Linked DNA regions of Homo sapiens: region 2 is linked to region 1. Evidence: read pairs that join two places in POLR2A ChIA-PET (ENCODE). Cell type or tissue: PC-9. All regions are shown on one strand. Each heading gives the region's core, and the rest is flanking DNA. Links, peaks and the distances in the headings are about the cores only.

Region 1 (11,281 bases), core at 3,866-6,365:
CAGCCACTTCTCACCCTCTCCTATGTACTTTTGGGCTTGTGGACTGCATAAAAGAGAAGAGGTAACTGCAATGACAGGAGGGCATCATAAACCTCAAGGCCTTGTGGTGGCCCAGCTCAGCCTAGCCCAATCCAGCCCATGCCAAATCCCTGTGGCTGCCATGCTGGAGAAAGTAAACCTGAAACCTAGGATCAGAGGGGATGGGGGAGGACAGTCTGCAGGGCAGGGACTAGGGTGCATGAAGCAAGGCACCTAGGCACCAAGTTTAAGAAAAGGCACTCACTCTTGGGGTTGTGCAAGTATTGGTGACAATGACAGACCCTGGGAGTTCTCAGAACTTGAATCTTGGTCAGAGGCTCCGGGACAGTCTCCTTCTGCACCCCAGCCCTGTGTCTTTCCCAGCCCTATCCTTCACTTCTCCAACCAGGACCCTGTCTGTCTTGTGCTGTTTCCCTGACCTCTAACTGTTCCCATCAGTGCCTAGGAGGTGGGTGAAGACTGGCAGAGATGGTTTTCCTGTGCCATCTCAGTCATCAGCTCAAGGGCCTGCAATGGAATGACAGTTCAATTTGCACCAGAGCATCCCTGGGCTAGTGAGGGCTGGGATGGCTTCCCTGCTTTGAGCCACAGTGGTACTGGGATTGCAGATCTGTTGTTCTGCCTGGAAAATGGGGAGGCAGAGGGAGGGAGATGACAGCTGTGCTCCCTGGCAAGGGAAGGGGCTGGTCAGAGGGGACTCCCCTGGCCACATACCAGACACTTTCTCAACTGTTTTGCTGAACTGGTAGCATTTTGGCTGGGCAGGAGCCTGAGACAGGCAACAAGGCCAAGGGCGTAATAACATGGCCTTTCTCAGAGCAGCCTGGGTGTTCAGACAGGCCGCCCTGCCCCCGTCTCATTTGTATTTCCATCCTTCACATCTTCTTCCATTCCCCGCCCCTCCTCCACCTTCAGAACCCTCAGGGCCCAGTACCCCTTCCTGTTTCATTTTGCTTTCTTTGCTCCATCCCCAGAAGAGCCTGTTCTCTTCGAGGCCTGTGACCCGCCCCAAAACACATCCTCAGGTACCTCAGGACACAGGGCTCTGAGTAATTTAACGACATTCCAGGTATAAAATTGCAGCGAGACTTGATTCATTGTAACCATTTCTGGAATGCAATAAATGCCATTGTTCCATTTTATAGTGGGACACCAGAGATTTCAGTAGTAGCTCCCAACCTTGCCATTCCCAAGGAGATTTGTGTCATTGTCCCCTTAGGGATCCCATGTCTACCAAGCAAGATATGTTTGTCAAGTAAAGGGCTATCTTCACAGGCTTTATTTGTAAAAAGTGTGAACAAATAACCTCACTCACTTTTGGTACCATGGCCAGCAGCCAGCCACGCAACTCTGGTAACTCAGCTGAGTTCCAAGCTTCCACCAGACAGGTATACTCTGTCACCTGTACACAATCAGAGCCTCTGACCAGGTGAAAAACCCAGGTTCCCATGGAAAGGACACAACTGTCATCAAAAGCAAAGACTCCTGTAATTTCTCTCACCAGCTGTGGAACCTTTCACAGTAGGCAGGTGGCTCTGTCAGGCTTTTTGCAAACAGTGCCAGGGACCTTCTTGCTGCCTTTATAGTCCCCGAGGTGTAAGGAATCCTCGGTTAGGGGCCACTGTGTCTGCAGTGAAGAGACCATCACTAGGGAAAAAAACAGAAGCCCAGCATTCTGCCTTCACAGTGTCTTGCCTCATGGTAGCACACTAAAAGCCCTGTCCATTTCTCCAAAGAGAATATCTAGAAGTATATATGTGTGTGTGAGAAAGACAGAGAGAGCTGCTGGGGTGGAGGGCAGGGAGTTGAGAGTAGGGTAGGACAGGGCTGGGGCCCTGACCATCTCATCTAGAGGTCCTGGGTGACGTGCCTCTCCTGAACACATCATCCTCTCTCTCAGGTCAGGTCCTTGCTGGGTAGCTCCTGTCTCTTTCCTGTTCCCTTTGCACTGGGGAGGCTGGATCAAATCAGGGCACGTCTGTGGCCACATACTATTGACAGGTGGGCCAACTGCATGACCTCATCTTCAGCAAGTTCTAAATCAGCTGAGCTGAATGGCCACCGACAGCCCAGTGTCTGTGGGTGTGGGGCTTAAGTCTTGCTGAGAGTCTACCCTGTTTTTGATCCTAAGCCTGCCTGCTGCTAAGTGGTCCCATCTTCTCTGCAGGGCTTTGTTGATGCTGTCTTGACCCCTCCTGCTCCCCCACTCCCACTCCCTAGCCAGCACCTTGTGCCTGACGCTGACTCATGCGGCACTACCTCTGCCGGGTGAACCTTGCTTCCTTCTCGCTCCTGTTGTGCCGGCCCCAGTGCTGGGCTCCTCCACTGGGAAGCCTTACTGATCAGGAAGAACACAATTAGGCTCTGTTAAGGAACTTTAAACAAGCATTCTCATCTGCTGGCTGTGCATTGAGGAAGGGAAAGGGGAACCTGGGCCCCTGTGCTTGAACTTGCTCCTGTGGGCATTCTGCCTTCAGGTGAGCCCATCTCCAGGAAGTCCTTCAGGACCCCTCCGAGCTGCCCCAGGCCTGACCTGCTAAGAAGGAGCTGGTCCCACCACTGGCCTTCCCTGGTTCTTTTTGCTGAGTTGCTCACAGCAGGGAGGAGGCCAGCACCCCTGAGGTCCTGACATCAGGCCTCTGGGAGCAGCCATAAAGATCAGCACCCCACAGAGCCGCATCCTCCACTGTTGGCCAGTCTGCAGGGTCCTAGTCTGTGGATTTCTATGGGGTAGTGGGATGCCAGCAGAAATCCTGGGCCCAGAGAGTGACAGTGCGTATCTCACATCTGCCTTTAGGTTAGCTCTGTAGTGATTGGGAAGATGGTCTCCAATGCCCTAAACTCTTTGGAAAGGACACAGCGTTGGCATTCCTCCACACACCTCGAGGATGAAGATGCAGGAGTGAAAGATATTTCCAGCCTGATGCTCTGATATTCCCAATATGTACCTTTCAAGGCCCTGAACAAGTCTTTTCCTCTGTGAATCATGGGAGGGTCTCTCTGGGCCCAGCAGAACGAGGCCCCACACCCTGACTTCCCCACTATGATGCTTGTGGGGCCTGCTGAGCATCTGTGTGGCCTCCCTGACCACAGGAGCTGCAAAGAAAGGGTCAAGTTCAATGCATTTCAAGTACCCAACTCACTCATGATGGATACCATTAATGTTTGACCCATGAATTAATGAATATGTTAATGAAATGTCTATATCTCACCTCTAGACTATATCTTGCTCCCAGGGTAAGCTGTCACCATTTTATGTATTTGACTGGATGGTTTCCATAGGAGGCATATTTAAATATTTAAAATTCTTAACCTTTTTTCATGCCGTGACACACATGATAGATGACATTCAAATGTGTGGCACACTCTAGTCCAAACCCCTGTGGCCTGCTGTGACTCCATTCTACTTACTTCTTAAAAGCTGACTGATGGCAAGTGAGTGAGGCCAATGTTGCTGCAAGAATGACCTTTCAACTCTTCCAAGTTAAAATCAGAGGAAATCAATCACTACTAAAGTATGCAAATGTTTTGCTACTGGTAATGACACAAAAACTACAACTAATCACAACACGCCACTTCATGGTGATGACACTGTTGTGTTTTGTCTGTAAGGTGAAGGTAGTAGTTAACTGCTAATTGGAAACCAAGAGACTCTTCTCCCTTTTTCCAGATTCGGCCATAAGCAAAAGCTTAAATTCTTGGATGAGGGGAATGAATACTGGGAATCCACAGTGGGGCTACAAACCACCATTATTACAAGGTACTTGGAGGCAGGAATGGGAGGGGAGGATGGGTGGGGAGATGGTGGGAGGGAGGACAGGTAGGAGGATGGGTGGGAGGAGAGATCGGAGAAGAGATGGAAAAATAGATGGCAGGACAGGAGTGAGGGCAGGTGGGAGGATGGATGGGAGGACAGGCGGGACGATGGGTTAGAGGATGGGTAAGAGAATGAGTGAGAGGAGAGAAGGGAGGGCAGGTGGGAGGACGGATGAGAGGATGAGTATGAGGATGGTGGAAGGATGGGCGCAAAGATGGGTGAGAGGACAGATAAGAAGACTGGTGGGAGACTAGATGGAAGGATGAGTGGGGGATGGGTGGGAGGACAGATGAAAAGATGAGTGGGAGGGTAAAGAATTTCTAGAAGACTCAACATACTGGCAGAATCATCTATGCCATTCAACCAAGAGTTATTGAGGCTTCCTGAATTTATATGCTTCCCTTTTTCACCTGCTCTGAAGAGAGGACCAGCCAGGGTAAGCCCTATTTTTTAGTTGTGATGGTGCAGAAAACCTTCCCCAAATACATGCAGAGCACACTCCACAGCAGTGAGCCTCTAAGTAAAAAGTCCTGGGAGGACTGTCTCCATTTGACCAACAGCAGGGGAGCAAATTCAGAAGTGACCAAGCCGTGGCCAGGTCACTCTACCATCATCCTCAACTGCAGGCTGCAAATTTCCTTGGAATGGGGAGGCGGGAGATCAGGTGTGCTGTGGTCCCAGGTGAGGTCTGCCCTGCCGGACTTTACTTTCCCCTCCAGGGAGCCAGGCAAGCTCGGAGGATACCTCCTCTGGGAGTGGGAGTGGACGTGGACTTGTCCCTCCATCACCAAGTGAAGAAGAACTCTGGGCTTGACCTCAGCCCTGTCTGTGCTGTTTTCTCGATCTATCTGTCTTTGTACCCCGGTCCCGAAAAGGAGAAAAGATTTGGGGCTTCAAGTAAGTGAAAGATGACTTTCTTGAAAGTGTCAGTGGTTGCTAAGACACGAGTGGGATAGGAAATGGAAACCATCAAATCACTCCTAAAAATAACCCAATGGACTGAGTTTACTTGTGACCTGCAGCAGCTGCATGGCACAAACCTCATTGAGCACCAAGCAGAAAGGAGACCACTTGCTCAGCCCATGCATGAGCCTCAGCTCTGACTATGCAGCCTGTTCCTGGGAAGTGTCCTTTATGCAGACACTTTATAAATGTTCCCAGCCCTTCACAGCCCTGGTTTCCCCTTCCCCGCCTGGGGCACTATCACAATGACACTGTGGCACTCGGATGACCAACAGCCCAGCTGCTGCCTCTTCCCCCTCTCCCTGCTGAAGAATTGGCTGTCCACATGGGAGGGGCTGGAGGGCCTGCTCCTGGCAGCTCTATTGTTGGGAGAGTGAGCCACTGTCTACATAGCAGGAGGTGAGAGCCTGTCTAGGTGACTCAGACATAATCAGACACTAGGACAAAAGAGTTAGTTTCCTTTTGGACAGCTGAGGTGGCATGTCCACCACCTGCATCAGTAGGAAAGGAGGAGAGGGTATCAAAGAGCAGAGGGGAGAGGGAAAAACAAAATCAAACCCTTTTAGTGACACTAATGCACTGAGGTGGCCAGGACTCTACTCCCTCTTAGTTATTTCCTTTTTATAAGGGAAGGCAATTTTCAAGTATAAAGACAGAGGCTGTCTCTATCATAGGCAAAATGATAAAGTTCATTTTGTCACCAAGTCAAGAACACCTTCTGGACTCTTTTACTCTTCAAAAGGCACCATATCTGAGCTTCCCTCTAGGTTTCCTATATTTAAGCTACTTAGAATAAAGAGAAAGTCTAAATGCAGGACTGCCATGTAGAGTTGCGCAGGTTATTCACTGCACAAAGGTACTTGGACAAGAGGATGAGCTGGGGGTGACAAAGCCCATCATTCAGCAAACTACGCACTTGGTGTGGGGCTACCTCATTCTGTAGGAAGGGGCATCTTTCTTAAACCATACAGAGGCACCATATGGGTTGGCAGAGGCCCTGTCTGAAAGTAACGCAAATAAGTAGGAAGGTTATTTGGGAGTCAGCTAAGAGGCTTGGGATCTAGTTTCATCTTGGTTCTTTAAATCATCTTGGGCAGATTACTTAGCCATTCTGCATGTATATTTCTTCACCTTCATGGCATAAAAGGAGCTTATAGTTCCTGTCCTCTCCCTAGTACAGGGCTTCTGTGATGAATAAATAAAGCTTCAGCTGGTTGCTTAGTTCAGGTGCTTGGCGTATGGAGCTGATGTGGCTCAGACAAACCATTAACCTTCTTTACCATGAGTCGCACTGCCCTAGGAAGAGCCCAGCCCTGCGGCTCATAGGGGGACCTTCAGTCACGAGAGCTCTGCAGGACACTGGGATTTGATCACAACGCTGCAAGAACCAGGGCATTAAGAGCTCATGCAAGAGTCAAGGGATGGGGAGAGTGAGAAACTGTTCAGACAGTGACAAAGGCATCCCCACTGAATGCTGGGAACTGCCAGCCAGACGGTAGCAGATGGGTAGAGGCCTCCAGCCTTTTCTGCAGCAATGATGTAGTTTGGCCCCTTGAAGTGTTATGATGACAGTTTTTATTTATTTTTTGGGGGGTGGGTGGTGAAGATCAGAGCTGGGAGCCGCATCTCCTTTCTGGGCCTAGAAGACATTTCAGCCACTAGGCTCCAGGGCCTGTTATCTAGGGAAGCTGAGCTACCATGGCAACCTCTGGCCAAGTTTTCCTATTCTGGTTTCAGGGGACAGCAGCACTGGGACTTGGGGGTGTGGGTGTTGCAGTGGCAGGATTAGGCTTTGTGAATGACTCATCTGGAAACACAGCTGGTTTTTGATGGGGAGGGGACCTTTTGTTGAGGGAGCTGCTGGCTCCAGCAAGGGGCCCTGACTTGGCTCCGTGGCCCAGCACTCACCTCTCCACCCAATTCTTGTAGCTGGGGATGTCCTTGGCATACAGCAGCTTGTTGGAGGGCGAGTCCTTGCCCAGCCGGTGCTCTGACGTGGAGCAAGAGTCCATGAAGGTCTGAGCCACCACAGAGAGGCAGGCGTCTGTGATGCTGTTCTTATGGATGTCAAACACAAACTGCGGGTTCTTGATCATGTTGACCCAAAACCTCAGGGGCAGGCTGCGTGGAAGGAAGAGGCAGATGGTCAGGAAAGACGGGGCAGTGGGGCTGTGGTGTGGGTAGGAGGGGTCTCTGGAGAAGGAGAGAAGCCTGGGGAACTAATAGAACTTAAGAGCCTTCTCTATGCTGCGGATGGGATGTGCCAGGGAAGGGAGGTGAGGCAGGTCTGCAGGGCCCCAATTTACCTTCCAGGAAACTGAGGACTGGCAAGGCTGAATAATTCATCCAGAGATATAATGTTGGTAGGTACTTGAGAGGACTTGATACCCAGCCTTGATGGCAGGGCTCATCATCTTCCCTTTGGTCTAAAAGGCAGCCATGATGTATGCTATAAAGCGGAATTTCTAACTCTCTGTCTGTCTGCTCCTAAGCCTGGTACAAGAGCATCTAGTTGGCAAACTGTAAGGAATTGCTTGGAATCTAGGCTTTGTATCTGACTCTCTGCCATCTACTGTATGACTTGGCAGAAGTCACACCCTTCCTCCCTGCCTGGGCCTCTCAGCCTACTCCTACTGGGGCTGAGAAGTACAGTGTAGCTGACTGATTTTTCATTTCTAAGCTGGCACGCTTGAAAACCCACATTCACCCACCTCATGGGCCCCATCGTATTCCCTCCTTCCCCTCCAGTTGGCACCTCCTGCCCACCAGGAACTGTGCTTGCAACTGGGGATACAGTGATGAATGAGACACATCCTCTGCTCTCAAGAAGCCTGCATTCTGGTGGGTTCATGGAAAGGCAGACATGAAATCAACTACATGCCGGGAGGACTGTTGGTGCTAGGACCAGGGATGTGTAGGGTCCAGCATGGGACCAAGGGAAGCATCAAGCCTACCCAGAGGGCAGTGTCCAGAATGCCTTCACAAAGGGGGCACTTGATGGTGGGAGTTTTAAAACTTGTGTAAGTCTTTCCTTTCCTTTCTTTCTTTTTCTTTCTTTCAATGGAGTTTTGCTCTGTCACCCAAGCGGGAGTGCAGTGGGGCGATCTCAGCTCATTGCAACCTCTGCCTCCTGGGTTCAAGCGATTCTTCTGCCTCAGCCTCCTGAGTAGCTGGGACTACAAGCAGCCATCACCACACTCAGCTAATTTTTATATTTTTAGTATAGATGGGGTTTCATCATGTTGGCCAGGCTGATCTTGAACTCCTGATCTCAGTTGATCTGCCCACCTCTGCATCCCAAAGTGTTGAGAATACAAGGCGTGAGCCACTGTGCCTGGCCTGTGTGTTTCTTAGCAGGGTGAGGCCTGGAGGAAGGTGGTGGAGGATGGGCTGCAGACAGGAAATCTGCATTAACAAAGACAAAGAGGGAAAAGTGTGCCCTGCAGTCTGCTATTGTAAGCCTGTTGCTTATAATGTCCCAATCCTGGGACCTTCTGCCCCTTTTGGCTGTAGCCATCCCTGCAGGCTATAATCCTACGGCTTCCAACCAGCCTGCTTGGACGCAGGTGGGAAAGAGGGCTAGGCACCATGCAAGGGATTGCTTACTTCTTTCCTCTGCTCCCACCTCTGCCTCCTGCCATTTCCCCTGATGTTTTATTGTTTTGGTGGTTGTTCTCACTGATGGTAATAGTTAGAATATTCATTATGTGTTTGGCTTGCTCGTTAGAACTTAAATTCTTTGAATTACATCATTTCAATAGAACCAGTACAATATTTCTATACTTGCTCTATCTCCCAGCAGCCAGCATGTACAAATAACAAATGCTATTAATACAGGAAAACCTAATGTTCAAGACTGCCAATCAGTCGACAAGGATCTATTAAGTTCCTACAAAGTGTGCAGGGCGGGACTCAGGCAGGCAGCATTGAGGTCTGAAAATGTTTGGCGGTGTTTGCTTCATCCCTGGAAATCCCTAATAGGAAATAATGGGATGGCACCCAGGAAAGCTCAGACAGCCACAACACCCAGGTGAAAGTAGGGGTCATTCCAGCTGCCCAGCCTTCCTGACAGCTGGGCTCAGAGCCCTGAATGCAGGACTCACGACTTCCAGCTAACGAAATCTCTGTTTACATCTTCCTGTTGTTCCACAAGTTACACCAAGGATAGGGACTCTGGGAGTCCACATTTGCTCTGCCGGTTGTTTCTTCCCTATGCTTCCCGGTCCTCAAGCCAGTTTTGCTGACAGGCACAGCAAACAGGGAAGCCACAGCACCCACCTGAGGTTCCCGCCTAATGAAATATTAGCATATTATTAACATTAGTGGTGGCACTAATCTCTGGTTGATTGCAGCCACTCAGGCTAAATGAGCAGGAGGTTTATTTAAAAGAGAAGAGGTAGGGAACTGTGGAAGAAGGGGGTGGGGAGAGGGTGGGTTACACCTTGGGCCAGGAATAAAAAAATAATCACTTTTCCATCAGAGACAATTAACTCCAAGTCAATATGCAGATCTTAAAATTCCCAGACTGTGTCTTCCTCAGCATAGCAATAGATCAAGTCAGGGTTGGGGGAAAGTGTCCTCAGGGTTGGGGGAAACTGTCTACTTTCTGGGATTTCCTTTGCTCAGACCTGAGTACTTGGAAGAGCTGGCATCCAAGAAGATTTGGCTCCACTCCAAGGACATTATGGCACCCCTGGAGGTGGCCTTGCCCCAGCAGGAGGGATGGGGTGAAAACAAATGGTTTAGATACCATTGTAGGTGATATTCTTGCACTGTGCTACTAAAAGCAGGTAGAAATGTTTAGAAAGACCCAACTTTCTCCAGCTAGGACCGAGAGAAGTTCTGGGCAGAGCATTTTTTTTTAAAAATTTCCTGAAGGCTGCTAACATTCAATGGAGGCAGTAAGTAGGAAGACTCACTAACAGAAGCAGATTGGTAGGCTGGGGACATGCCCCACTGAACAGCTCCCAGTAGTCACGCCACAAAGTCTAGAAGAGTTAAACGCATCTTACCTAAAGGCAGGTCCTGGGAGATATCAGACCCAGCACAGCTTTAAAAGGAGGAAATCGCATCACAAAGTTTTGCTACACTGAGTGAGCAATCTAGATTTTTGAGTCTTATTTCAGAAAGGTTGGAAGAACCCCAGAACGAAGGTCTTCTCTCACTAGGAGTTAATATGGGAGCAAACCCCATGCTTTGGTTCTGTGGTCTCAACCTTGGTTCCTACCTGGTTTTTCATATTCAGCAGGGATAGTCTCTTCTCCCGGTGAAGAGGATGAGGAGCCAGAGTATACTACATTGAATACAGTTTTGGTACCAAAGCCTGACTTCTGCCTTCATCTGTGCATTGCTTTGGGGCCCAGGGCTAGGTGCCAGGGTGCTTCGCTGAGCCCTAATGCTTTGCCCATCCTAGCAGTTGTTGGTGCGGGCAACAGGCCCACACTGCCTCAGAAGAATGATCTGGGGAAGAAGATCTGGAAAAGCTACAGGGAGGCAGTTCTGGAAGCAATGGGACAAAGGATAAGCCAGCTTTGCCTCAGGTAGAGCTCTCAACCAGAGACCACCTTGGCTCTGCATCTCATCAATAATTATTGAGACCCAGCTTTATGCAAGCTTCCGTACTAAGTGCTGAATACTGATGTGCGATCTTGAAATTTCAACCTGAAATACAAATTACTCACAAGTGAAAGGAAGGATGATCCATGTTAAAAGGAGAGAGGGGATCATAGGGGAGAACACCTAGAGTGTCAATTAGTACTTGGAGAATCCTGTTGTCTCAAAGGAAGACATAGTGGTTAAGGGCAGGTCTCTTCACCACACAGAGCTTGGAAAAGAGAAGAGAGCAATTGCTTGAATAGAATAGGAATGCCCTTTGTTCACCTGGCTGGTTCCTAAGTGTGTTTCAAAACTGCTTGCAAGTCACTGTTAGACATTGCCCTTCTAAGATCTGGTTGCACACGACACATCCTCCATCTTCCATAGCATTTGTCCCACACCAGCAGACTTCCTTGCCTCTCACCCTCATCTGTCAGTTCATTGAGGGCAGGGGCCATGTCTGATTAGCCCCGTGTCTAGCATAATCACAGGCACCCAGGAGGTACTTGGATGGGAGAGTGTCCTGGCCGTGACATTTGGCATATTTTTCTTGCTTCTTCAGCTGGTTCAATAAATGTTTGTTAACTGACTAAGTGATAGGAAAGAAAGATGCACAGACAGATTTGACTAGAGGGAAGTAAGAGAGGGAGTGAGCACAAAAATCTAGGAAGAGTGGATGGGGAGGACCAGAGAATGTGCCTGCTCAGAGTCCCTGCTGATGAAAACAGGCTCTGGCCAGCCCTTCTCCTGGAGGCCCAGAGTCCCACCACCATTAACTTGAGGCTGGGTGGGCTCAGGGCTCCCGATGTGCCCCCTGCCCTCCCTTCACTCACCAATTGCTCTTCCAGGTATGGCGGACGTGCGGGT
Region 2 (11,281 bases), core at 3,634-6,133, 54 kb before region 1:
GTGCGTCAGGTCCACACTCAGACCAGCTATGCTGACTCTCCCTGACTTGGTCCTGTCCTCTCTCTCCTCTCCTCCCCTCCTCCTGTCCCTCTGCTTCTCCTCTAAGGACCCCTCCTACCAATGCTCCGTACTCTGATGATGTGCCACCGTCCTGCACAGAGCTCTGCTTTTGCCCATGGTGTTCTCTCTGTTGTTTGGAATGCCTGCCTCTCTTTCCAACAGAGGAACCTGGTATTCATCATTCAAAACACAGTTCAAAATATCTCTGTCTCTGTGCAGCCTTCCCCAGGATTCCCAGGCAGAGTTAATGGCCCCTTCCTTGAAGCTCCCATAGTACTTTGAGCCTCTTTATCCTAAAGCATTCCAGTTGCTCTGTTAAAATGTTGAGTTTACAGGGCTGTTTTCCTCCAGCTTTCTGTGAGCTCCTTGCCATAAGGGAATAGTTTTATTTATCTGTACCCCTGGAGCATAGCAAGATTGTTGAATGTTAGAAGAATGAACCCCTTATGTTTACCATTATTGTTGTTTTTGACTGTTAAGTTATAATCTCGGTCCTAGCCCAGTAGTTTTCCAACCCAACTCAGTGTCTAATTGCCCTTTCTTCTCCCACTCTGACTTTATTCCCTGGCTTCAGATACTGGCCTCTGGGCTTGGTCCATTCAAGCCCCAGAAACAGTTTTGTACCAGCTCTTTGGAGCTCATGGCTAGAGCCCTGCTTCCTGATACTAGACAGGACAACATCCACCCCTCAAAGCCCTCAAGGGAGGCATGAACCTTCCAGATGTTTCCTGCCCTCTTGAATTGCTTTCCTGGCCTTCTCGCTTCTGATCTACCCTTGTCCACACCTGGATCCAGTAATCCTTGAGTGGCTTATCTTGCTGCTGACCTCTTGCCAGGCACCCTCTGGCAGGAGGTTGGTTTTGCTTCAGTGGCACACACAGCCAGGGCAGAAGTGTGTGCTAAAGGCCATTGTGATCCTCTTACTGGAAGGAGAGTCTTTAATTCTTTCTCTTTACAGAGAGGGAAGTACTCCTTTGGGGAGCACACAGCTGACAAGCTTTAGTAGGACGGTTAAAGCTCAAATCCCAGTGTGTCTGGTGCAGCTCCTTTCTCCTGGGCTGCATGTATGGGGCCATCTTGGAATCTGGAACTCTTAGTAAAGCAGGATCACCTAGAAGAGATAAGCATTGTGAAGCTGTGCAGGCTCCTTGGGGAGGAAGATAAATCACTCTCTGACCCATTTCCCATTGCTGCCTACTTTCATGGTGGGCCAGAGTTTTCAGAGCGCATGATCCTGTCTGGACGCCAGAGTCTTCAACATTAATACTAGTGAATTCTCTCCAAAGCTCTTATGCCAGAATGGCTCCTGGAATGTGCAAAACATCCCACATCCTGATCCTGCTGCCTGGGTTGTGAAAGGTACTTGGTTTCTCTCCAGTTGGTGGAGTCATCCAAAGAAGCAGATTGTCCTACACCCAGCCCTGGTACCTCCAAACACAGAAGCCTAATTATGCCCAAATAAGGCTTAATTCTCAAGAGAAAGGTTTGTTTCTGGATTTCTGAGCTCATTTCAGAAGGCAATTGGCAGACAACTGGTTCCTGCTGCCAGGAACTCCTCCAGGAACCATGAGGTCAAAGTGCAGCCTTCCCCAGAATTCCCAGGCAGAGTTAACGGCCCCTTCCTTGAAGCTCCCGTAGTACTTTGAGCCTCTTTATCCTAAAGCACTCCAGACACATCTGGTGAGTGAGAAGTGAATTTGGTGTAGAGGATGAACAAACATCCCAAAGTGTTCAGGACAGGTCTACGCTGTCAAACAGGCTGCTGGATTGTTTCTGCAAAGTTTCGGAAAGTCCTTAAATTCTGAAACTTCTAGTCCACAAACTGCATCTCCAAGACTGTCTCTTACACTCAGAATGCACAGAATCTTTGCCTGACCACCTGCCTTGTATTGGACTTGACCACTGAAGCCTGTGGTCCTGGTGTCCTTGCCAGAGTAAAGTGCAGTCTGAGCTCAGCCTCCAGGAGCCCTCTCCTCCTGGAGCCCCATTCTGCCCCGGACTTGGCCAGCTTATTTCCCTTGCTCTATGAGGCTGCCATGATGGCATCAGAAAACATAAACAATGAGTGAGATGCTGTCTGCAATCCAGCTCCTGCACCCAGCTCTGAGTTCCTGGCAGAATCCAGCCCATACGTTACCTTTTCTGTCACTGGCCTTTTCTCCCATTTCAGTAACTTAACTCTAGAGCTCAAGAGACTCCTGGAACTTAAAATAAAATATCTAAGGGAGCAAAAAGCAGCAACCAATCATCCCAAGCAAAGCTGGCTTCCTGTCTGTGTGGGCCTGGGGCCCAGGGATACTGTAAGACATAGACTTGGGTTTGAAGAGAGTAACTGAAATATTAACACCCATACTCAGCAATGATATTACTCTGGGATATTATAATCTCTCACACTTGCTGTGTTCATGCACGTGTGTGTACGGTGACAGAGTGAGAGCACAAAATGAGTTTCAAAGAAACCTATCCCCAGATACTGATGACCTGATGCTGAGTACTAACTCTAACATTTGTCCCCTCTGAGTACACAAATAATGGATAACAGTACATTCAACCCCATGGGGAAACACTAGGCTTTGGGTGACTGCTGGGAGTGTTAAATTTGCTTTAAAGGATTTTATGGATTCCACAGTTACCTCCTGGTTAGCAGAGCTGATGGAGGTGAACACTAGCACAAGTAACCCAAAGCCAGTGGATAATCCCTAAATCATTACCATCTGTTTTGAAATGTACCATTTGATCATTCCTGGGAGCTGATTTGCCTTCCTAATTATGTTCTCCTTGGGCTGATGTTAAACTAACATTTCTTTCCAATAAAAATAAAACCGGCTCTTAATACTTTGTTAAATCCACTGCATATGATAACAAGACCTTGAAAAAAAAATAAAAAGGAGGCAATAAAAGACCAAAAGACAAAGAAGAAAAAGGAGGAAGGAGCCTCGTCTTTGCTTCTTATTGATTTTTCTTGCAACAGCTCATGAAGGAATTAAAAGTAGAGCCAGATCTCAGGATCTAAGCCTCCTGCATGTTCTCTACTCAGAGGAAAAAACTGCTTTCCCACCTCTAACTTGTGTATGGATACCTGTGCGTGTACACACGGCAGAGTGGCTGAGCCAGGCTCCATGCGGCTCCGTGCGTGGGATGCTGTTGACTTTCACAGTTCTAACCTGTTTCCCCTGGAGCTCCCTAACTCCTTTTAGCCCTGGTTCTTGGTCCTAATCAGTACTTCTTCCATCTGTTATTATTTTTAATGCTTCATTTGTTCAAATGGCTAATACTTGTATACGGTATGAAAGTCAAAATATACATGGAGTCGGTCTCCCTCCCCCACCCCGTAGCCCCACTTGTTCCTCTCTGGTGGCGGCAGCTGTTACCAACGCAGCACTTTCTGCAAGTGTGTCTGGGGGCTCTGGGGGGACCAGCTCTTCTTGCTGCCCGTTGGAGTCAGCTGCTTGGGTCCAGTCCTCACAGTCACTGAGCTCTGATGTCGTGCATCCCCTTGGCATCTGAACAAGAGCTTCGAGCACACCTGTCCTCTTGGGCCTTCTGTGCCTGAGGAAAGGCACGTTCTGGCTTTGCTTCCAGCAGCCCCAATGCTGCTCCCACTCCAAGGCTGCCGCTTCTCCCTTCTCCTCTGCTCTGTGACCTCCAGTTCATGACCCCAAAGGCCTTGTCCTAGCCTCTGTCCCCTCCACTCTCATAGCAGTGTAGACTACAAGTGTGCCTCAATTTTCCCTCTGGAACTCTTAGTCCCAGGCTCAGCCCTGGCCACCTGATCCTCCTGCCACCTCTCTGAGTGTCCCTCTCCATCCCTGCTGCGTCATGCTAACTTCCTCCACGCATGCTCCAGGCATTTCTCTTCCCCTCTCTGGTTTCATTCATGCACTCCTCATCTCCATTGTGGAGGCGATGCTCAGATCCGGAACTCTACAATCGACCCTTTTGTCAAACTCCAGACTTTATTTGCAACTCTTAGGGACAGTGCCACCAGATTGTCCCTGGCCAGATGTTGTCTAAGAGTTTAAATCCCAGCTTGTGTTCTCTCTGACACTATCCCCTCCTCTGAAGTTTAGGATTTCTAAACATAGTTTCATCATTCCTCCAGTTACCTTTACCCCTCCACACATTTCCCTCTTCCCCAGGACTGCTCATTTCTTCCTTCACACTTCCTGCCATAACCTCCCTTTTATTTCAATCCCTACGGCGACCATCTCATGCCGAGACCTTTCTGGGCCAGCATGTGAATGATGTCAGAAACCTCTTACTGGTTTTTCTTTAGCTCTCTGCCTCTCTCCTCGGGTTACTTGACAGATCATCTTCGAGACAAAGTCCCCCAGTAGGGTTTTCTCAGGCCCTTCCCCTAAACAGGGTTTTGGTTTTTGTAGCCTTGATGAGCTGTTATGAAACAGACAAGGTTCTAAAAATCCATACCTATCCTGGCTTTCTGGTCTCAACTACTAAAACAAAATACTTGTATATACGTTTCTTGAAAACCACATTGCTGAAAGAAAACAATTATTTAGCCTGACATGACATCCAATTCAATCTCAAACAGCTCCCGATTTACCTTTTCCACATGTCTGCTGTCTGATTTTGGTTTTACCATGCAGGGATTATAGCGTAGTTTCTGAGACAAAGAACCCTGGACTCATTCTGCCCAACTTTGCATCCCAGATCTTCCAAATACCTGCTGTGTCACCTTGCAAAAGTTTTAAAAAACCCTTCCAAACTTTAATTTGTACACGTGTTAATTTAAAATGGTAATGATGACACCTATGAGGCAGGAAAATAGAGTCTGGAGGCGGGGAACCTAAGTCTGTTTCACATGGACTTCCTTGAACTAAATTGAAAGGAATTACTGTCACACCTAAGTATCAAAAGGACCAGAGGCTACTACTTTTGCAAACCCCCCACCTTTTTACCTAGCAGATGGGAAATTGGCTGTCCGCAACCAATCAGACTGATTGCAGGCGGAATCTTCGTTTGGATAGAAGTGCAACTTTGTAAGTTCACCTTAGCCTCTGATTGGTTTGCACAGGAATGTGACCTTTGTAACTTCACTTCAGCCTCTGATAGGTTGCTTTCTGCAACCAATCAGACCGATTGCAGGCCACCACTTCATTTACATGAGGTGAGCATGAAGTGGCCAATGGGAAGCCTCTCAGAGGTATTTGGATCCGAGAAGATCCTGTATCTGGGCCCTTGAGCTGTCACTCAGGCCTGCTCCCGCACACTCCCGCACTGTGGAGTGTACTTTCGTTTTCAATAAATTCCTGCTTCTGTTCTTTCATTGCTTCATTCTTTCCTTGCTTTATTGTGCAATTTGCCCAATTCTTTGTTCAAAACACCAAGAACCTGGACAACTTGCAGTCAAGACCCTCTACCAGTAATACCTATATTATAAATTATGCTGTGGATTAAATGAAATAATCAATATAAAATGTTTATCAGTTGCCTGGCATATAATAGTGCCAAATTAGTGTTCACTCTCAGTGTCACCTTTCCAAATATGAACCTCTGGTTAAGACAGAGCGACATACCCACTATCTGTCAAATAATGCCTTGTACATTCTTTCTTTTTTGGTTTTATTTGTGGTTCTTGGTCTATCTGAAAATCTGATCCCCACCTTTTTTTTTTTTTTTTTTGAGACAGGGTCTTGCTCTGTTGCCCAGGCTGGACTGCAGTGACTCCACCATAGCTCACTGCAGCCTCTTACTCTTGAGCTCAAGGGATCCTTCTGTCTCAGCCTCCCAAGTAGCTAGAATTATAGGTGCATACCACTGTGACCATATATCTATATATCTATATCTATATATCTATATCTATATCTATATCTATATCTATATCTATGTCTATATTAGAGTCAGTGTCTCACTTTGTTTCCCAGGCTGCTCTCGAACTCCTAGGCTCATGTGATCCTCCTGCCTTGGCTTCCTAAAGTGTTGGGATTATAGATGTGAGCCATCATGCCTGGCCTCTCTTTTTAAAGTCCAAATTATATTTAGACTTCATGAAACCTTTCTCTGATTCCCACTCCAGTGGAACAGCTCTGTATGGAATGGTAGTGGTGAAAAGGTGTCCTCATACCATTGTCCAAACCTATAGAATGTACAACAAAAGGAGTGAGCCCCAGTGTTAACTGTGAGCTTTCGTTCACAATAATGCACTGCCTTTCCTCCACCCTCTCCTGTCCAGTGCGCCCGAGGGAGGTGGGTGTGGAGGAATTGGAGTTTTTGGTAGCATGCACTGCAGCACTGCTTCTAGCAAATGCTGACCCTCCTGCACTCTGGCTCTGGCCCTGGTGTCTCCACAGCAATCATTGCAGTGAAGTTCTAGAGTTCTGCACAGGAGAAGGAATAAGAGGACAGGAAGAAGAGAGAGGGTAGAATGGAAGACTCCCACTTAAATCCTAACTTGTATGTCTGGCCTTGCATCCCCACCATCTCAGGGCCAATTGAGAACACCATGCTTGTCAGCAGGATGGAGGCTGAGCCCTCACCAGCTGTGGCCTCTTTTTTTTAAGGAAAAAAAAAGAGAGATAAAAATGCTGTGTCCAGAGGACAGGGTGGAGGAAAAAAAGGACAAAAATAAATAAAACATCAAATATGAAGATTCTCAGAGATAATGCATTTATAAACACAGAAACAGTTACAACAAAGACAGCCATGATGAGTGGGTATATACATATGTATACATGTATATGTGCAAATCCTTGTCCAGCAACCAACCAAGGCATCTAGGGAGCTAAGGCCAGTCTTTGCATTTGCCCTGAAGGCTCCCTTCTCCACAGCACCCCTCGTTTTGGGGTTTCATGAAGAACATAAAGCTCCATCTCTCCATTCTGCCCTGCTGGGAGCACCTGCCCCTGGGCCCTGGGTCCTGGACCCCTCCCTGCCCTCGGGATGGGTGTGGATGGAGGCCAAGTCAGAGCAGCTTAGCCCACGCATCCTGGTGGTCCCCATGCTGTTCACGGGGCTGACCCCTGCCAGTCCAGTCCCCTCAGGCTTTCTTGGGGCTACAGCCTGATCGGCTCTGAACCTCCCCATCTGGCTTCCCATGATTGTCTTTGCTCCTCCCTCTGCCTCACAAGTCCTGCAGGTGGTTCGTGACCTCTCCAAGAAGATGGTGTTGGCCTAACGAGAGGGAGGTAGAAGGTGATGGAAGTGGCAGTGTGGTTTCTAATCTCCCATCCCCCACCCCAACCCCTGCCCACACAGAGGGCCAAAAGAAGCAGCAATGCTGGAATCAGGGTTGCCTGAGATAAATGAACCTTAGGCCCTCTTCCCTACGGAGAATGATGACCATCAGAAAGATGGAATGACTTACGAGAGTGAAGGGAACTGTGGCAAAAGGAAATGGACAGAGCCTTGGGTTCCTGGATTCAGATCTCAGCTCTATCACAAACTTATTATATGACCATGGGTGTACCCTGCTTTATACAATAAGAGGGCTTCTGGAAAATGTTGACATCATATTATAAAGGTGCCAATGTGCTCACTAACATCCTACTGGAAGTTAGAGATGCTGATGTGCTCCAAGCCCCACACCAAGGTAAGCCCCACAGGTCCCACATTCCTCCAAGACCTTTGCCAACAGCTGCTACCCCTCCAGTACCTCTGTATTCACTCAGGGCCAAGCCCTACCACTGCTCCAACTGCCAGGGGGCTTCCCACCTCCAGCAGCACACACAGATCCAGGCCAGGGATGGTCCATGTGCATGTGCCCCCGGGATGTGAGAAGGCCTTCACATACCCTCTAGCTCACTGCCTCACACACAGCAGCACAGCAGACACTAGCCCTCCAAGTGCCACAGCTATCATCCAGCATGCATGGATGTGGCCTCATAGAGGGGCACCTGTCTACCTGTCTATGCTACAGTGAAGCACACCAAGGAGGACACCCAACTCTCTGCAGTTGGGCCTGTCCGTCTGAAACATCCCTTAGGAAACACAGGCACAAACACAGCCCTCCTGATCTCCAGCAGCATGGGCAGGTGGCAGTGACAGCAGCGGTGGCTCAGGCCCAGGTCCAGGCCTCCCAGACATAGCAGTAGCAGCCTTAGCCACCACCCATCCAGTCCCCTGCAGTATCCTCCCAGGATAGGGACAGCAATCAACCTTCCATCCCAGAGTCCCTTGACTTGACTCCCAGCAAGGTAGAGGGGCATCATAAGGACATCTGTTTCACTGTCACCACCGGCATCCTCCAGATGAGCACCTGGCCAGCTGCTCGTTGCTGGAAAGAGGAGAAAGAAGTTCTAGTCTCTTCTTTCTCCAGCATCTCTTGCTGGGAAAAGTCCTCTCCCTCCTTGACAGGTGCTGGCTCCATCCTTGGGCTTGAGGCATGGTCTTCCTTTAAAGGGTTCCAGCCTCATCCTCATTCTCTACCCTTCTCCAAAAGGAACATCAGCCCTCCTGGCTGGCCCAGGAGCACCGGGATGGTGGTGTCATCGAGCAACCTCCCTGCCCAAGCAAAGCTTTAAAACTGGGGCTTGGTGCTCCAGGGAGGAATTTGCTGTGACTTCATAGAAAAGTCAAGTGTTAGCACTGACCCCCTACCCCCTCTTCCTCAAGGTTTGGGCCTATGGAGGACTAGCGGCTGGCCTTCCCCGATATCAGACAGAAGGAAACCCTAATGCAGCCAGCTTCCTCTTCTGCTCTTGCCTACAAAAGAACAGAGGTTTCTCATGTGCCCCAACCCCGGGACCCATTTTCTTCCCCTCACAATCTCCCCTTACTTCCTACCTGCTCTGGAAGAAGGAGATTTGGGTGGGGAATAGATCTCCTTTTTATCTGTAAAGGGACAAGGGCTATGATATGGTTCCCAAGGGGCCAAGATTCCCAGGGTGGTCAAGGGTGTCTTAGAAGTGTGGGTTATGGTTTTCCTTGGATCCTCCCTCTCCCTTTTCTGCCAGCCAAGACCTTCTCATCTCAATATCCCCCGCCCAGCCCCCAAGGAGCTGAGGGAGTTTTATGTACTCCATGAAACCCCAGAAAAGGGGCTGCTGTGGAGAAGGGAGCCTTCAGGACAAATACAAAGACTGGCCTTAGCTCCCTAGATGCCATAGTTGGTTGCTGGGCAAGGATTTCTACATATATATGTGTACATATGTATATACCCACTCATCATGGCTGTCTTTGTTGTAACCATTTCTGTGTTTATAAATGCATTATCTCTGAGAATCTTCATATTTGATGTTTTATTTATTTTTGTCTTTTTTTCTCCACCCTGTCCTCTAGACACAGCATTTTTATTTCTCTTTTTTCCCTTAAAAAAAAGGCAGATTTCAGAGAACAGCCCAAATGAAAAAAAAAAGCAAAAAAAAAAAAGCAAGAAACCAGTTGTTATAAGGCAATTTAAAAATGAAGGGAAAGAATTTACACACAAACCGAGGGGTGATTTTAGAATATCGTATGGAAATAAATTTGTGCAGAAGAAAAATGTATAGTATATCAATTTTGCCTCATCAATCGTAACAAATATACCACACCAGTGCAAGATGTTAATAATAGGATGGACAAGGAGGGGTATATGGAAGCTGTCTGTACTTTTCACTCAATTTTTCTGTAAACCTAAAACTGCTCTAAAAAACAACGTCGATTAAAAACAAAGATCTGACTTGTCTCCATGTGAGCTCCTCCAAGGCAGGGATTATTTTTACTCATTTCTTTATCTTCAGCCTGAGGCTGGTCTGGCTTGAGGATACATAAAGGACACCCTTCATCACATCATGTTGTGAATTCTTCTACTGTCTTTTAATCCTACAGTCAAGAGACAACGTAGTGTTTTTGTTTTGTTTTGTTTTTGTTTTTGTTTAATAAAAGCATGAAATTAGAAAGTCTGGGTTTAAACCCTGGCTTCTTTTTATTTGCCTAGTTATGTCAACAAGTTATTTAACTAAGACAAGTTATTTAACTTCTTCGAGTCTCAAAGAAATTAAATTATTATCTGTAAAATGGGGATGATCATATTTATCCATTAGATTGTTGTGAAAATTAGAGCAAGAGAAGCCCTAAGCCAATAGTTGGTATCTCATTATTAAAGTTAAAGCTTTGTTTCTTTTCTTTTCATTCTTTTTTCTTTTCTTTTTTTTTTTTTTTTTTTTGAGATGGAGTCTCACTCTGTTGCCCAGGCTGGAGTGCAGTGGCACAATGTCGGCTCACTGCGAGCTTCGCCTCCCAGGTTCACGCCATTATCCAGCCTCAGCCTCCGGAGTAGCTGGGACTACAGGCACCCGCCACCACGCCCAGCTAATTTTTTGTAGTTTTAGTAGAGATGGGGTTTCACCATGTTACCCAGGATGGTCTCAATCTCCCGACCTCGTGATCCGCCCACTTCAGCCTCCCAAAGTGCTGGGATTACAGGTGTGAGCCACGGCGCCTGGCCAGCTTTATTTCTTTATTGCCAATTGACTTATCGAAGGAACAAGTTCTTGATAAAATATTATAAAAACAAAGAAGAGGTGATTGCTTTCTTGACCAAAAAGTGTGGCCAGAATTGGAAAGAAGGTCAGATTATTTTGTGATGAGGATAGACATAGAGAGCATCTTCAGATATGTTATTGCCTATAACATGGACTAAGCTCTGCAAATGGTAGCTGAATCTGAAATACTGTTGCATAATTGTGTTAGTGGTTAGTGTTTAGTGTACAAAGGTTTTCACTTAAGTCTTCATCTTGCAGACACAACGTCTGAAACACATGACCTCTAAGGTCACTGTGGTAGAAGATCAGGCCTAGAAATGTCTTGCATCATGTCCATTCATCCTATTGGTAGAGCTCATTCATTCATATCCATTCATCCTATTGGTAGAACTCATTCACGTGGCCCTGGCCTTACTGCAAGGGAGCCTGGGAAATAAGATTTTCCTTTGTGTGTTTAGAAAGTGGAAATGGAGTAGTAAGCACAGAGCACAGTCTCCACACGATCATCCTAACAAAAGCCTTCAGTTTCGAAAATGATTTTTTCAATTCAATTCTGTACTGGTGCAAATGAAAATGTCTAAGTGCTTTTGCTTGAAAATAAGATATTGATTATTTCAAATAGTGGCTGAATTGAAAGACCAAGAAGAGAAAGGGTGATCTCCCTGTAATTGAAAGAGAGAAGACCAATTTCTTCTATAATAAATTATTTGAAGTAGGGCTTCGACATTTTAATAATGATAAAGAAAACCGTCTCGTTCACTTCAGCCAATCCCCAAAGAAAATGGTCTTCTCTGAAACTA

What was found. ChIA-PET counts read pairs that join two places held together with the same protein. Peaks named below come from ENCODE experiments on the same cell type or tissue, not always from the same donor. Only the 100,000 strongest peaks of a DNase experiment are listed, where the experiment ranks them.
Region 2: POLR2A ChIA-PET joins it to region 1 with 8 read pairs; 2 of 35 experiments call an interaction of 5 or more read pairs at or near these places.

The regions. Positions count from the first base shown.
Region 1 is chr7:132,133,872-132,145,152 of GRCh38, forward strand. PLXNA4 (plexin A4) reads right to left here. Exons shown (of 32, transcript NM_020911.2): 29 at 11,248-11,281; 30 at 6,728-6,940. Among named protein-coding and RNA genes, the nearest start is that of PLXNA4-AS2, 120 kb to the right of the region's middle. RefSeq lists an enhancer at 819-1,319 and a silencer at 5,765-5,965. In PC-9, for the core only: no CTCF peak of the experiment used is centred there; a DNase peak (open chromatin) is centred at 5,160.
Region 2 is chr7:132,079,821-132,091,101 of GRCh38, forward strand. It overlaps the pseudogene LOC100533635. Among named protein-coding and RNA genes, the nearest start is that of PLXNA4-AS2, 180 kb to the right of the region's middle. In PC-9, for the core only: no CTCF peak of the experiment used is centred there; no DNase peak of the experiment used is centred there.